2 separate regions of the Homo sapiens genome follow, and region 2 is linked to region 1. The links are chromatin loops, found by intact Hi-C in ENCODE. Cell type or tissue: HCT116. All regions are shown on one strand. Each heading gives the region's core, and the rest is flanking DNA. Links, peaks and the distances in the headings are about the cores only. Region 1 overlaps HEATR5A (HEAT repeat containing 5A). Region 2 overlaps HECTD1 (HECT domain E3 ubiquitin protein ligase 1).

Region 1 (8,342 bases), core at 183-8,182:
CTTGGCCTCCCAAAGTGCTGGGATTACAGGTGTGAACCACTGCCCCTGGCCTCTCAATACCATTTAAACTTCACACTTTAGGTTCTTTAAACTACTGCAGTAATTGTAAGCATGAGAATGCACATTCCAATAACTGGAAAACTAAAATTTGAGATAATACCAACAAATGTAGTCAATATTGATATAACTCCACAAATATTATATGTAACACATAGCCTCACAGAATTCAAGGCAGGAAGACTGCTTGAAGCTAGGAGTTTACGACCAGCCTGGGCAACACAGTGAGACCTCTGATGCTACAAGAAATCAAAAAGTTAGCTAGGCATAGTGGCACATGACTGTAGTCCTAGCTACCCAGGAGGCTGAAGCAGAAGGGTCACTTGAGCCCAGGAGTTCAAGGTTACAGTGAGCTATGATCATGCCACTGTACTCCAGCCTGGGTGACAAAGCAAGATCCTGTCTCAGAGAAAGAAAGAAAGAAAAAAAAAAAAACAATAAAAATGATGTGAAAAGTGCTAAAAAGGTAATGTTAAATGAAAAAAGCAAGAGTTAAAATTGTTTTACATATAGTATAGTCCCAAGTATATTTTCAAAGCATAGTTGGGGATCCAAAGAGCTATGGTGCTTCTGGTTAGCTATAGATGCCATCATAGCTCATTGCAGCCTCGACCTCCTGGGCTTAAGTGATCCTCCAGCCTCAGCCACCAAAGTACCTGGGAGTATAGGAACACATTACCCACACCCTGCTAATTTTTTTTTTTTTTTAAAAGAGATGATATCTCACTATGTTGCTTAGGCTGGTCTTGAACTCCTAAGCTCAAGCGATCCTCCAGCCTCGGCCTCTGAAAGTGCTAGGATTATAGGGGTAAACCACTGTGCCTGGTCATTTTTCTTCTTTTATAATGTTTGTGAATCCAAATTTCATTATATACACATACTAAAATTTATTCAACCACTCTGCTACTGGTGAGAAAAATGTTCGAATTTTCACAATTCTAATTAAGATAAATACACACAATATTTCATGTCCTTATAGCACAGAGGTTTTAATTCCTTATGTCAAGATTAAATACATGTAACCATAAAATAAACCACCCCATCTTACCATTAATTTCTCTTTAAAACATTGTTTCTGTGCCCTATACTTCATTTTCCCTCTTTTCTCCCTTTAAATGAGAAACCTGAAATACGCTGAAGATAACTTTTTCAGTTGTAAATTATCTTGATGGCAGGAAGCTTATAATTTTATCTTCATCTCCCTAATATCTTGTGTTTGGCATGTAGTAGGCAGTCAGGTGTGCTTATTAAGCAAGCATAAAAGACAACAGCATCAGGTAATTAAACACACGGCATGACTGGCTGAACATGAAAATATGGATATACTTTCATCTGACCTTCATGTACTTTCAATAATATCCCTAAGTCCTTTAAAACTAGATCTCCATCATTCTGCTGAGGCTACAAGGCAAGCTGTCCTGTAAATGGCAATTTTATTATCAAATCAGAATAGACATGGGGATCGTGCCTTTAAAAAACCTAACTGTACAAGGAGTTAAAGAGTAAAAAGGAAGGTATCGAGGCTATGTGTACATCATAAGGGTTGGGGAAAGCAGTATGTATAAAATCAATTTATAAAATGTAATAAAGGCCAGGCGCAATGGCAAACACCTACAATCCCAGCACTTTAGGAAGCCAAGGTGGGAAGATCACCTGATGTCAGGAGTTTGAGACCAGCCTGGACAACATGGTGAAACTCCATCTCTATTAAAAATATAAAAACTAGCCAGGCGTGGTGGCATGTGCCTGTACTCCCAGCTACTTGGGAGGCTGAGGTAGGAGAACTGCTTGAGCCAAGAGTGGAGGTTGCAGTGAGCTGAGATGGCACCGCTGTACTCCAGCCTGGGTGACAAAGCGAGACTCCATCTCCAAAAATAAAAAATAAAAATAAAAATAAAAATAAAATGTAATAAAAATGGTGGAACACTAAGAATACTTAGAAAAGTACTTATTTCCTTACTTCAAGGTTAATTGTATTTATCGTAATAAATTTGAAAAACTCAGAAAAGCACATTAAAAAAAAAATAAAATTTACCCCAAATCCCACCACCTACAAAGAGCCGCCATTAACATTTTGACATCTTTGTTCTTTTCTCCCTTAGACATATGAGTAAAATTTTTAGAAAACAGAGATTGTATTGTACATACTTTGTTAATAACTTGTTTTGTTTCCCCTAAACAATATTATCAGGGATTTTCCCATCTTATTAACTATTATATGGTTTTACTATAATAGTATTACTGAATAGCTACTAGTATTGTATATTCTGGCAACATAATTTATTTAACCAACTTCCTAGTTTGGGACATTTAGGCTATTTCTAATTTTTCTTATTACAAATAACATGCTAAGTATCTTGCATATGAAAATTTTTCTGGTGGCTCACGCCTGTAATTCTAGCACTTTGGGCGGCAGAGGCAGGAGGATCGCTTGAGCCCATGAGTTCGAGACCAGCCTAGGCAACATAGTGAGACCTTATCTCCACTAAAAAGAAAAAAAATTAGCCAGTGTATTGGTGCCTGACTGTAGACCCAGCTACTTAGGAAGCTGAGGCAGGACGATTGCTTGAGCTTGGGAGACTGAAGCTGCAGTGAGGCAAAATAGCACCACTGCATTCCAGCCTGGATGACAGAATGAGACGCTGCCTCAAAAAAAAATCACAAAAACAAACAAGAAAAGTTTTCTGCCCATTGTTTAAGTCCATATTTAAGGCATTTTTTGTTTTTTTTTGAGATGGAGTCTCGCTCTGTCGCCCAGGCTGGAGTGCAGTGGCGTGATCTCAACTCACTGCAAGCTCTGCCTCCCAGGTTCATGCCATTCTTGTGTCTCAGCCTCCTGAGTAGCTGGGACTACAGGCGCCCACACTACACCTGGCTAATTTTTTTTTATTTTTAGTAGAGACGGGGTTTCACCGTGTTAACCAGGATGGTCTTGATCTCTTGGCCTCGTGATCCGCCCGCCTCGGCTTCCCAAAGTGCTGGGATTACAGGAGTGAGCCACTGCGCCTGGCCGGCATTTTTTTTTTTTTAAGAACATATTTATGTCCAAAGCAACCTACAGGAAGATTACGGAGGGTAAATGTGACAACAATGGGGAATTAAGAATAACTGTATGATCAAGCTCCCAAGTTTAAAAACCTATAACGTCATTATTAGATCATATCCTACATCTGTTATCATGAAATTGTATCGCACTGGAAGTTATAAAAATACGTAAGGTTAGAGATTAAGAATTTGTTGCACTGTACTATAAGTTGACCTATACAATTATTTCTTGACCACATTCATGGACCAAAGACTACAAAACAGGATTGTCAGAGCTCAAAATCTTTTTCTTCATCTTCTGCCCCCCAATCCTGAAAGAGATTGAATACACTATTAACTAATCAAGGATTCAAGATATATGACACCAATTCCTATAGAGATCTCAACAAAAGATTCTGATCTTCAGGAAGATGGAGATGAGTTATTTTTAGTAATACTGAATTAGTACTCATAAGTAGTATCAATTATAACATATAATTATCAGTTTGGAATGAAATGATAGGTACTAAAAGTTTTGAGTCTAGATGGAATAAAAGTGCAGTTAACTGAATAAAGGGTGAAGATGTAACATTTGAAAATGTTGATTTATTTTACATTATACATTTTACATTATAAACCCTTTAGACAGGGGGTACACACAGTATACACAAAACAGTAACCACAAACAAAAACAAAATAATACTTTTTAGAGGGTATATAATGGCAAAATTTTTTACTACTGAGAATTATAACTGTTTAAGCTTTTCCTCTCTGTCCATCCATTCCCAAGTGACATCATTTGTTGAAGCAGTCCATTTATCACAATCACCTAAGGAGTTTAAAAACTTTCAGTGCCCACCACCATAGTATGCATACCATACTAATCAGGATCTTCAGTATCTTAAAAATTTGCCTGGATAATTCCAATGTGCAAGTCAGGGGTGGAACAATCCTCAGGTGAATTAATCAACTCATTCTTTGCAATTAGATGAAAATCTATTTAAAAGCAACCACAAACGCAGGCCAGGAGCAGTAGCTTACACCTGTAATCCCAGGACTTTGGGAGGCTGACGGGGGCAGATCACCTGAGGTCAGGAGTTCAAGAACAGCCTGGCCAACATGGCGAAAGCCCATCTCTACTAAAAATATAAAAATTAGCCAGGCATGGTGGCGTGTGCTGTAGTCCCAGCTACTCGGGAGGCCGAGGCAGGAGAATCACTTGAACCTGGGAGGCGGAGGTTGCAGTGAGCCGAGATGGTGCCACTGCACTCCAGCCTGGTTGACAGAGCAAAACTCTGTCTCAAAACAAAACAAAACAAAAAATAAAGTAACCACACACAGGCTGGGCATAGTGGCTCATGCCTATAATCTCAGCACTTTGGGAGGCCGAGGAGGGCGGATCACCTGAGGTCAGGAGATTGAGACCAGCTTGGCCAACATTATGAAACCCCATCTCCACTAAAAGATGCAAAAATTAGCCAGGCATGGGGGTGCATGCCTGTAATCCCAGCTACTTGGGAGGCTGAGGCAGGAGAATCACTTGAAACCCAGGAGGCGGATGTTGCAGTGAGCCACCGCACTCCAGCCTGGGCTGTCTCAAAGAAAAAAAAAGTAACCACAAACAATACATGATTGAGATCAATATTATTTCTTTTCTGTATAAAATATCTTGACTTTCCAACCGGTAAACATTTTTACGTTAGAACCCTACAGTCAGAATAGAGAGAATCAACTAATTTAAAAGACAATTACATATGCATTAATAAATTGTGCATTAATTTATATTACGTAAGTATTATTTCCAACCTTAGGACAACCACATGTTACACAACTGTTTAAACATAAGGCTAACCACAATAACAACAAAATGGCTTGAAATATTCGGTTGCTGTTTAAATTTAGATACTTTAATTAAGACCTTTCTTCTCTAGAACTCAAATGTAAGGCCAAAAAGCAAACAGCCTGATATTTTACATAAATATCATATCTGGCATAACAGGAAATTAGAAACTTAACTTCCCTATTCATGTAGTTTCTATCTTCTGGTTCTGTAACGACACCTACTGGAGACTGTGGATAACTGCTTATAACCCACTTTCTGTATCTGGGATCTTGCCAGGCCACTTCTTTATAAATATATTTTTGAGACAGTGTCTTGCTCTGTTGCTAAGGCTGGAGTGCAGTGGCGAGATCTTGGCTCACTGCAACCTCTAACTCCCAGTATCAAGCGAACCTCCCACCTCAGCCTCCTCAGTAGCTGGGACTACAGTTGCACACCACCATGCACAGCTAATTTTTTTATTTTTGTAGAGAAGGAGTTTTGCATGTTGCCTAGGCTGCTCTTGAACTGTTGGGCTCAAGCAATTTGCCTGCCTTGGCCTCCCAAAGTGCTTGGTTACAGGTGTAAACTACTGTGCCTGGTCACCTACTATTTTTTTTCCAAAATAGTTAGAATCCTGTTTGTTCCAAATTTGTTAGAATCCAAACAGAATGATAGGGTTTGCTTTTATCTGTTCTCAATGTTTTTATCAAAACAAACAAAATCTCCCCTTCCTTGAATATTCATTATTATTATTATAACTTAGGTGGGGATACAAAAACTATGAGCACATTAAAAAATTCATTAAACTTAGTAAGAAAGGATCTTCCTGAAACTGCAATTGGGCAATAAATCCGAAAAGAAAACTTCTCTAGAATAGTAAAATCACTTTTTTAAGAGGAAAGGCTGTAAAAAGTATATTTTCTTTTTTGCTTTTCCACCTTAGACCCATCAAAGATAGTGGAACCATTTAAGAACAGGCTTAATTTAAATCCTTTGCTTAAAAGGCCAGCCCTGTTTCATCCACAGTAGTTATTGGTATATTAATCCAAATTAATTATTCTAAAGTAATTATATGCTCTATAAAAAGGCAGTTACAGACTAGTTCAAATTTCATCCTCTCCATGAATCTTTCTTTGAATATTCCAAACCACTGTAATTTTCCTCTTCATTCATTAACAATTCAGTCATATATTCTCTTATCACCATAACCTTATAGTTACAGTATTACAGGAAATGCTACAAATACATTTGGAAAAAACACTATCTTTTGAAACTGAAGCTAGTAAAAATCAATATAAATTTCATTCACTTTTCTATGCAATGAAAGCACATCATCCCAAGACCTGTTTCAGAGAGGTGTTGGTGATGAAATTAAAATATTTTTCTAAGTCTTCACCAAAGAGATAAAGGTAAATTGTCTAACTGGTATCCTCTGGAAGATATAACTGGATAAGAAGATATAATAAAAGCTATGATCTAGTCAAATGCATGGTTGTTGGTCGAGAGAGAGGAAATGAATGAATGAATCAGTGCGGATGACAGTGATTTGTAAACTATTATTAGCCACAATAGCCTATGAGAGAGATTCACTTCCCATTTCGTTTTTCAGATAGTAACAAGAATTTCCTGGATAGTGGATTTTGATGCCTGAGAAATGTATATGTCCAGTTACTAATTAAGAAACTATCATTCTCAATGAGAAATCATTATCACCCTTTGGTTTTTCAAAACCAAAGTCCATTTTTTGGGGAGGACATCTTGTATTTATTAATTTTTCACATACAATAGCATAAGATGGAAATCCCTACATAGTATGAGGTATACAACATGATGTTTTTAACGAGGCTTTGCTCATATATACATTGTGAAATAGATTACCACAATCAAGTTAATTAAATATCTATTATCTTTGTGTGTGTATGTGTGTGTGTTCTAAAGCAGGGGGGCCCCAACCAGTGGGCCACGGACTGGTACTGGTCCACGGCCTGTTAGGAATTGGGCCGCACAGCAGGAGGTGAGTGGCGGGCAAGCGAGCATTATCATCTGAGCCAAACTCTTGTCAGATCAGCAGTGGCATTAGATTCTCACAGGAGTGTGAACCCTATTGTCAACTGTGCATGTGAGGGATCTAGGTTGTGCACCCCTCACAATGCCTGATGATCTGAGGTGGAATAGTTTTATCCCAAAACCTCCTCCTATCCCTACGCCATGGACGAACTGTCTTTCGCCATACTGGTCCCTGGTGCCTAAAAGGTTGGGGACCACTGGTCTAAAGTTCATTTTAAGTGAACTGATAAAAACCATTTAAAATCCCTCCAACTGAAGACAAATCCCTGGACCTTTAATGGTTCCAAAAAATTTCCAAGGTAAGAAAGCCTATGAGACCTAGTCTAAGAAAAAACCTAGTATGTGTCTTTGTAATGACTGCTCATAAATCAGTATCTTATGTCATTATTTTTCATTTGTATTTTCAGCTAGATGATAAGCTGTGAGCAAAGTATTGTATCCACAACAGTTCTAGTGGTTTTAGGCATTTAATCATTTCTTATTAAGTATTAGCCAAGTGAATAATTAAACAAAAACTTATATTTCACCTTCACCTGTTATTTATAAGAAATCATTTACGCTAATGAGATCTCTGGCAACATTCTTCTTACCCACCAGTTCTCTATTATCCATTCACTGAACCATTGAAGATATTTACCTTTGAGTTTCTCCCACATGAGCGCATACAACCCCAAAGAGCTTGGATGCAGAACTAATAACTGATAGTGCTGGAGGTAAGGGCTTAGGCACTGAATCTCCCTCTACATCTTTCTCATAAATCGAATAAGGGTCATATTCAAGACTTCCGCAAGCAACACCATTACCAAGCAGGAGCTAAAAGGGAAAAAAAGTATATAAGGTTTTAAAATCACTGATCACAGATTGAATCTAATCAAGAGTAAAAAATGGCCATACCTGTTCTTCAATAAATCTATGGTCAGTCTCTTGTAGGAAAGGACTTAGTATCAAAAGATCATCCTGATGACAGAGGGGTGGAAGTAAAAATGTAGATGCTGCCACCTGAATATCAGGGGCAGTCAAGTCAGCAGCCAGCTCTCTGAGGATAGCACAGAGGTTTCCTGTTGAGTCACAGAAAAAGAGCAATTAGTACTATTAATTATCTGGTGAGAGTATGGGATTTAAAACTCAGGTTGAGCTTTAATGCACCCACTGGCCAACTTTAACATATCACAGCCAAAAGACTGTATTTCTCATCCTTGAAAACTGCCCTAGAAATGACTGGCTCAACTACGTGTTGCTAGTAACAAGGTTAAGAATGGATACTAAAAGAACATCTCAAAGTGTAAGAGTGTGTGTGTGTGTGTGTGTGTGTGTGTGTGTGTGTGTACATACCTTAAGGTATAACATGACATAAAATATAAAAATAGATGTA
Region 2 (8,342 bases), core at 147-8,146, 220 kb before region 1:
CTTTTTTCCATTTGTAATGTGGTATCAACAGTTCTTCTAAACAGTGCTCATACATTTATGCAATTTATAAATTATCTTAAAAGAAAAAATTTAACTACCCATTTTCTACACAAAAGTGCTGAGCACCTACTCACCATTGTGTAGTTCTCCTGTGACAGTGCCTTCTCCCTGTGGGCTGCCATCCTGATCTCGCCATTTCCAATCCAGGCCTCTGATAACACGAGCTCCTGGAACCATGTATTTCAGAACCTGGGAACGTACTAGACGTCTCTGCCGTCTAAGATTAGCTTCTGCTTCTTTAGCTGCTTTCCCTGTCAGGTAGAAATTGGAGAAATAAAAACCAAATCACTTTTTACAAAAGTAATTGTTTTAGTAAGTTAGAAAAGCCTCGTATCATCTCTTTACCTAGCTGATCTTCACATACTCCATTTACAGTGCCATAAAGTTCGAATCCAGATAATGAGAGGTAGTGTGTTTGTCCACTGGCATTTTTCCCCATCTGTTTAATTCTCACATGTCTCCACCCTTGTTTCTCATCCTTTGGTGGATCAAGAGGCCAAGTTGCAGTTGACCTGTTAATATGTTAGAGAAAAAATTATGTAATATTTTAAAAGATGAAAAAGAAATTCAAGATGGGAAAGATTTTTTATATAACAGAGACCTGTAGAAAAAATAAACTAACTTTCATATTAACTCAACAGTTCATTACAAGAATCAAGAAATCAAAGGAAAAAAAGTAGTCAAGAGAACAAGTTAAAAACGAAACATTTAAATGTACGCTATTGATTTGACTCATAACATTAATGATTTATGATTAATATAATTCAAAGATAAAAGACAAAATGCTGGGTGCAGTGGTGTTTGGGTGGCTGAGGTGAGGGGAATCACTTGAGCCCAGAAGTTAGAAAGCAGCCAACATAACAAGACCCCATTCTCCTTAAAAAAAAAAAAAGGATGGTTTACAAAGAGTAGGAGAAATTCTCTTATGATGGAAAAACGGACTTAAAAACATTTTTGCAAACTTTTAAATAACGTATTAATATTTTGTCTTTAAAGCATGAAAGGGGTGAAAACATCACCTATTAATCCTAATGTTAAGAAGCTCCTCTCATACCATATCAAATGCCAAAAGCAATTTGGGTACATAATCTACCCCCTGATATGTGCCAAAATGCATAAATAAAATTTAGTAGAACTAATTTTTTAGAAGTTACTGACTTGTCTTTTAAAAACTTATTCAATACATAAAATTTAAGGATAAAAATAAAAACATTTTAAGTCAGCCTTAATTCTATAACGAGCAATAGCCACTGCTAATATGTTGAACATTCCTAAGTATTATGTGATTATATGGAGAGTTTATGGAAAGTTTATTTCACTTGTTTCCATTAGTGGGCTGTGTGTGTATGCATAAATGTGTGTGTGTGTGTGTGTGTGTGTGTGTGTGTGTGTGTGTGTGTGTGTGCGCGCGTATGTATATACAGCTATATACCAATTTTTAAAATAAATATTCACAGCATCTCAGCCTTTTGGCTAAGATACAGTGTAAAATAGCTCGGCTTTCTATTATTTAAACTAAACCTTTTGACAAAGTTTTAGTAAAGTCAGTGTTTCAAAGTTTTAATGCCTAAAGTATCAAGTGATTTGTTTTTAGAAAGAAAATTTTGCTTCAATATTTCACAAGGAAGAGAGCTCTAGAGTATAAAATTATAAAAATAAACAAAGCTCTTTAGTGAGTTTTCCAATTTGCAAAGACTCCTCAACTAACCCTGGTTCATTGAGACTGCAGTCATCAACATGGGTATACAAAGAAGTCCAGTTCTGTCCATCTTTGGATACCTGGAAAACCCAATTTCTCAGTGCAGACCTTCCATAACCACGAGCATGACGAAGTGTATATGCTGATGGTATCACCCAGAGACCCAGATCTATGGCAAACCAGGCATTCTTATCATCATTGCTATGACAATTTAAAGCTGAATTATCACGACTTAGTATGTCTTCTAAGCGGCCATAAGGTAGATTTCTTCCTTCTGATGACGTTACTACTACAAGTCCATAGGCAGCTGGATTTACCCATTCATAAGCAGTTCTATACAAAAATAAAGAAAAATTAGCAAATAACAACGTTAAGATAATTGCATTTGCACAAGGTTTTAAATACAGAATTATATTAAGTACAATTCTAGAATTAGCAATTTAGACATTTTTTCCTCATAAAAAGTAATTTGGATAATCTTAACTTCTACCTACAAGTCAAAATTCCTTAAACCACAGAATATTCAGAGTGCTAACAATTTTATTCTACTTCCTAGAATTCTTTTACCAAGTGAATATGGTCACTCCAGCTTAAAGTAAAATGACTGACTTACTTTGCATTTGTTCCAATCCAGTAAATGATTCCATTTTCATCAAAATCATGCTGGTGCCGAAATATAAAATTTTGTCCTTCTCTTAATTTTCGAACAAAAACAAATGAAGATCGGTCAAAATCATACCACTGTTTTGCTACCTAAACCAAAGAAAATATGAAAGACAGTCACCTTAATAATGCTGTTTTCAAGCACGTTACCTACTTTTTTCCTATCTCTTTAATGTGAATTGTTTTCTTTTATTATAACAAATGCTCATTTAGGCCGGGTGCGGTGGTTCACGCCTGTAATCCCAGCACTTTGGGAGGCGGAGGTGGGTGGATCATGAGGTCAAGAGATGGAGACCACCCTGGCCAACATGGTGAAACCCCGTTTCTACTAAAAATACAAAAATTAGCCAGGCGTGGTGGCAGGTGCCTATAGTCCCAGCTACTTGGGAGGCTGAGGCAGGAGAATCACTTGAACCTGGGAGGCGGAGGTTGCAGTGAGCCGAGATTGTGCCACTGCACTCCAGCCTGGCAACAGAGCAAGACTCTGTCTCAAAACAAAACAACAACAACAACAAAAACAAAAAACAAATGCTCATTTAAAAATATAAAGAAAAATAAAAAGTCCCACAACCAAAGCACCTCACTATTAATAATCACAGAGTATTTCTTTAGTTTATTATTTCAATGGATAGGATAAAACAAATTCTTGATCATACTGTACAAAAACATTTTTCTGTTATCATTAGTCTTTATACATTTTTATGGCTATATGATACTCAAATTAATAGAAATAATTATCACACACATTTGTCAATTAAATTTAAATTTTTAATATGAATTATCTATTTAACATTAATTTATTGATTGGAATTAAGGTTTTTGTTTACTATTTCAATATTACAAAATTATAATAAACATCTTCATGTAGAAATCAGTTCTAAAATGGAATTACTGGGCCAAACTGTATTACCATAACTCTGGATATATACTTCCCAAATTATTGTCCTAAAAGGCTAAACCACAGCTCAGAATGCTTATTTCACCGTGCCCTTGCCAGAAACTCACCATTTTCAAAAGGTACTGTTCCAGAGATTCAACTGTAGCCAAAGGTTCCATCTTCAACATTCTGCCAGTCCTGTCAATCAATGCAGTTTCACCAGGTGCACGTTCCAACCGAAATCGTAATCTCCTTGTAAGTATCTACACAAAAACGATCAAAATACTCTGGAAAACGTCTTGGTTTCTGTCTCAGAATTGTAAAAAATGATATACCCTAAAACAACTGAGATTTGGATTTATTAACTATAAACATAATAGAACTATGAACAAATGTCTGTTTTCTATCAAAGATTCTTTTTTTTTTTCTTTTTTTCTGAGACGGAGTCTCACTCTGTTGCCCAGGCTGGAGTGCAGTGGCGCGATCTCGGTTCACTGCAAGCTTCACCTCCCGGGTTCATGCCATTCTCCTGCCTCAGCCTCCTGAGTAGCTGGGACTACAGGCGCCCACCACCACGCCCGGCTAATTTTTTGTATTTTTTAGTAGAGACGGGGTTTCACCTTGTTAGCCAGGATGGTCTTGATCTCCTGACCTCGTGATCCACCCTTCTTGGCCTCTCAAAGTGCTGGGATTACAGGCGTGAGCCACCACACCCGGCCTTTTTTTTTTTTTTTTTTTTTTTTTGAGATGGGAGTCTTGTTCCTGTTGCCCAGGCTAGAGTGCAGTGGAGTGATCTCGGTTTACTGCAACCTCTGCCTCCCGGCTTCAAGCAATTCTCCTACCTCAGCCTCCTGAGTAGTTGGGATTACAGGTGCGTGCCACCACGCCCGGCTACTTTTTGTATTTTTAGTAGAGATGGGTTTCACTATGTTGGCCAGGCTGGTCTCAAACTCCTGACCTCAGGTGACCCGCCTACCTTGGTCTCCCAAACTGCTGGGATTACAGGCGTGAGACACCACGCCCAGCCTATTAAACATTCTTTAGGCCAGGCACAGTGACTCAGACCTGTAATCCTAGCACTTCAGGAGTCTGAGGCAAGAGGATCAATTGCTTGTGCCTAGGAGTTCAAGACCGGCCTGGGCAACACAGTGAGACCTCATCTCTACATATTAAAACAAACAAACCAACAAAAAATTAGCCAGGCATGCATGCCTGTAGTCCCAGGTATTGGAGAGGCTAAGGCGGGAGGATCAGCTGAGCCTGGGACACGGAGAGTGCAGCGAGCTGAGATCACGACACTGCACTCCAGCCTGTGCAACAGAGCTAGACCCAGTCTTGAAAAGAAAAAAAGAAAAAAAAGAAAACAATCCAACAGGAAAGATTCTTTTATAAAAGGGACACTAAGTAAGTTACAGTGGCTATCAAGTAAAAGACAAACTTAACTTCCTAGAATTTCTAAACAACTTCTAAATATACACAGTTTAAATAAACTTACAAAACTTCTTAACTTCTAAATATACACAGTTTAAATAAACTTATAAAACTTCTTAATCAAAGTGACTTATAACTCACAATTTTCCAGGTAAGTTTTTGAAAAGTAGCTAATTAGCTTACTCCGCTAGAATATATTCTACAGGATAAGCATCCCTAATCTACAAATCTGGAATCTTGAAATGCTCCAAAATCTGAAACTTTCTGAGCACTGACATGATGCTCAAATGCTCACTGGAGCATTTCAGATTTTGGACTAGGAATGCTGAATCGGTAACAAATATTATAAAATCCAAAACACTTCTGGTTCCAAGCATTTTGGATAAGGAATACTCAACCTGTATAATCAAAGGCTAATAAACTTTAAAAGATGCAAAATAGTTTTTAATCCAATACATTTTAGTAAGCAACAAGCACAGGACTAGCAATTTTAGGTAGATTCATTTCTGTATAAATCTTAACTAATTCCTATAAAAACAATTAAAGATTTATATGTGCATTTCGGTAGTTTTAGACAGCAAAATTACCAGAGAGCACATTCCTGGCCTTCCTCTCTTTGGATCTTGCACAATCTCCTGAAGTGAAAAATGCATAATAAAAGGCATCGGTGCACTGTCTTTGAGACTTATCTCCAACTCATCCACTTACCAGGAATAAAGCTTAAAAACAATGGACCAAACAGTCCCCATTACTCCTGTTATTCTGTCTGAAACAAAACACAAAGTAGCCCTCCACATCTTTTACATATAGAATATCAGGTGCAACTACTGCACTGTAAAACTCCCTAAATAAGTACTCTAGTTTGGGAGTCTAGTGGCACTGATAACAGTATTGGGTTCTCAGAGGTATGGCAAGTTTTGTTAGCTTTGCATTGCTTTGGCATATATAGATCCTCAATCACTCATTAAAGGCTATTATTCAAAAGAAACTATTCCATGCAGTAGAATGCAGAACAGTTTAGATAAAGGCAAAATTCAAAGCAGAAGGCCTTGCTAGGAAACACTAAAAAACCCACAAAAAAAGTGATAAAGTTCTGGGCTAGGACATTAGTAAAATGTATTGTTTGTTTGCATCTAGATCCCAGCTACTAAAGAAAAGAATAATTGAATGAATGAGAATGTAAATAGGAAGTTACATATTATATACAGATATATATATATATATATCTGTATGGGGAGGAGGAGGGAAGGAAAAGAGGCTATGAAACCATGTGATTGATAGGAATAGTGAAGACTTGGGCAATCTGACTCTAACCACTGACATAAAGACCCGAAAAAAATTGTGCTTAAAATATCTTGACTTTTTTTCTTATGTTTACAATATAGTGATAAGGAAGGGACTTGCCATGGTCTGAATGTTTGTGTCCCCGCAAAATTCATGTGTTAAAACTTAATCCCCAGTGCAGTGGTGTTGGATGGTGGAACTTCTGGGGGGGCTCTGCCCTCATGAATGGGATTAGTGTCCTTATAAAAGAGGCCTGAGAGATCTTGTTCATCCCTTCTACAATGTGAGAACACAGTTAGAAGGTTCCATCTAAGAGGAATAGGCCCTCACGAGACACCAAATCTGCTAGCACCTTGATCTTGGACTTCCCAGCCACCAGAATTGTGAGCAATGAATTTCTGTTTATTAAGTTCGCAGGAATTTTGTTACAGCAGCCCAAATGGACTAAGACAGAACTGACTCATAATTGTAGAATAAGAGGAACCCTTTTCTCAGCTTTTTCCACTGATACCTTTTGCCACTTATGATCTACGAAATATAATGCTTTTAACAAATATTAAATGAATGCATCATTTTCCAGTGATTTGATCAAACAAAACAGACTTCAAGTCATTAAGATCAATCAAATGGCATATAAGCTAAAATCTTTAAAGATTAAGTAGAATCATTTTTATTTTAATCCGATGTGAAAGAAAATAATTTTTTTTAAAGAAAAGTGTCACACTGTTCCTAGATGCATTCAGCAATACTAGCTACTACATTTTTTATGGTTACCTGGAGGTTATATGTGGATCCTGGTGTATCATACAAATGGAGAGGTAGACGTTCAATAGATTCTAGTACAGCTATTAACTTTCGAATTAACGCAACTGCTGGTCGACTGCGAAGAAATAATTATTATTAAGAGGTTTTGTATAACTACATGTAAATGTTCATGCAGAAAATATGGTAATCAACTTCAATATATACCCCTACTTTTTCATGACTACAGTTTAATTTTTGTATTAGATTATGTCTGAGTAGAAATACTCTCACAACTCAATTTCCTTTACTTAAGAATAAAACATTTCATTTTTCTAATAAAAACTTAATTATATTTAAAGCAGATGTATGATTTATTTTTAAAGTTTAAATAATTTTACTGGATAATATTTGATAAATAAAAAAGAATATAAAGCAACAAAGTTTTGAAAAAATATTTGATGGCTAGGGTATCACAACATATACTTTCTCATTATTAGTGTAAACTGCAATGACACTTCCGGAAAACAATGTGAAAATTTGAATCAAGAACTTTCAAAAATCGTCTTGCAGAGCTGGGCAAGGTGGTATATGCTGGAGTCCCAGCTACAAGGGAAGCTGAGAAAAGAGAATTGCTTGAGCCCAGGAGTTTAAGGCTGTAGTGCAAAATTCTGGCACCCGTAAATAGCCACTGGACTCCAGCCTCAGCAACACAGCAAGACTCCATCTCTTAAAAAAAAAAGAAATCATCTATAACCTATAACACAGTATTACCACTTACGGAATTTATGTAAAAAGATGCTTCCATTGAGACTAGTATATTTAAGTATTAGTAATAGTTTGCAAAGAGCTAAAACACAGTAATACTTCAAAACATTATACATCCATAAAGATATAATATGCATTCATTAAAAATGAAATTTGAAATTAACACAATTATCTGAATAAATTGTATAACTTGTTATTTGACAAGTGCAATCCCATTCAAATGTACACAGAATAATATAATGAACCTTTATCAACCCAGCTTTAGCAATTAGCTACTAATGGCCAATCTCCATCCAGGTTTTTTTCTTTTTTTTTTTTTGTTATAGAGTCTCACTCTGTCACCTAGGCTGGAGTACGGTGGCTCAATCTCAGCTCACTGCAACTTCTGCCTCCAGGGTTCAAGGGATTCTCCTGCCTCAGCCTCCCGAGTAGCTGGGATTAAAGACGCCCACCACCAGGCCCAACTAACTTTTGTATTTTTAGTAGAGATGGGTTTTTGCCATGTTGGCCAGGCTGGTCTCGAACTCCTGACCTGAAGTGATCCACCCACCTCAGCCTCCCAAAGTCCTGGGATTACAGGCGTGAGCCACCGTGCCTGGCCTACTTCTTCTTATATATTTTGAAAAAATACTAAAGAGCTTATCATTTCATCCAGAGATAGTCTTTGTACATAAATCTAACAAAAGAATTATTTTTTAAAAAAAAACAGTATTACACTTTTAAAAAGAACAATTATTACTTAATATTATCAAACATTTCATCAGTGTTCAAATTTTCAACTATCTTAAACAGGCATGTAATTTAAACTAAGTGATCAGG

The links. A loop is a pair of places that touch in the nucleus more often than their neighbours do. Peaks named below come from ENCODE experiments on the same cell type or tissue, not always from the same donor. Only the 100,000 strongest peaks of a DNase experiment are listed, where the experiment ranks them.
Region 2: a loop joins it to region 1, with 2.2 times the contacts of the local background. A loop is called at or near these places in 35 of 110 quality-filtered maps.

What each region holds. Positions count from the first base shown.
Region 1 is chr14:31,351,030-31,359,371 of GRCh38, forward strand. It overlaps HEATR5A (HEAT repeat containing 5A), which reads right to left. Exons shown (of 36, transcript NM_015473.4): 15 at 7,865-8,028; 16 at 7,608-7,783. Among named protein-coding and RNA genes, the nearest start is that of HEATR5A, 65 kb to the right of the region's middle. In HCT116, for the core only: a CTCF peak has its summit at 5,144 (motif pointing left); a DNase peak (open chromatin) is centred at 5,152.
Region 2 is chr14:31,133,104-31,141,445 of GRCh38, forward strand. It overlaps HECTD1 (HECT domain E3 ubiquitin protein ligase 1), which reads right to left. Exons shown (of 43, transcript NM_015382.4): 19 at 6,789-6,894; 20 at 3,428-3,562; 21 at 2,373-2,512; 22 at 1,769-2,092; 23 at 406-572; 24 at 135-311. Among named protein-coding and RNA genes, the nearest start is that of HECTD1, 71 kb to the right of the region's middle. In HCT116, for the core only: no CTCF peak of the experiment used is centred there; a DNase peak (open chromatin) is centred at 4,378; H3K4me3 peaks cover 337 bases; H3K27ac peaks cover 801 bases.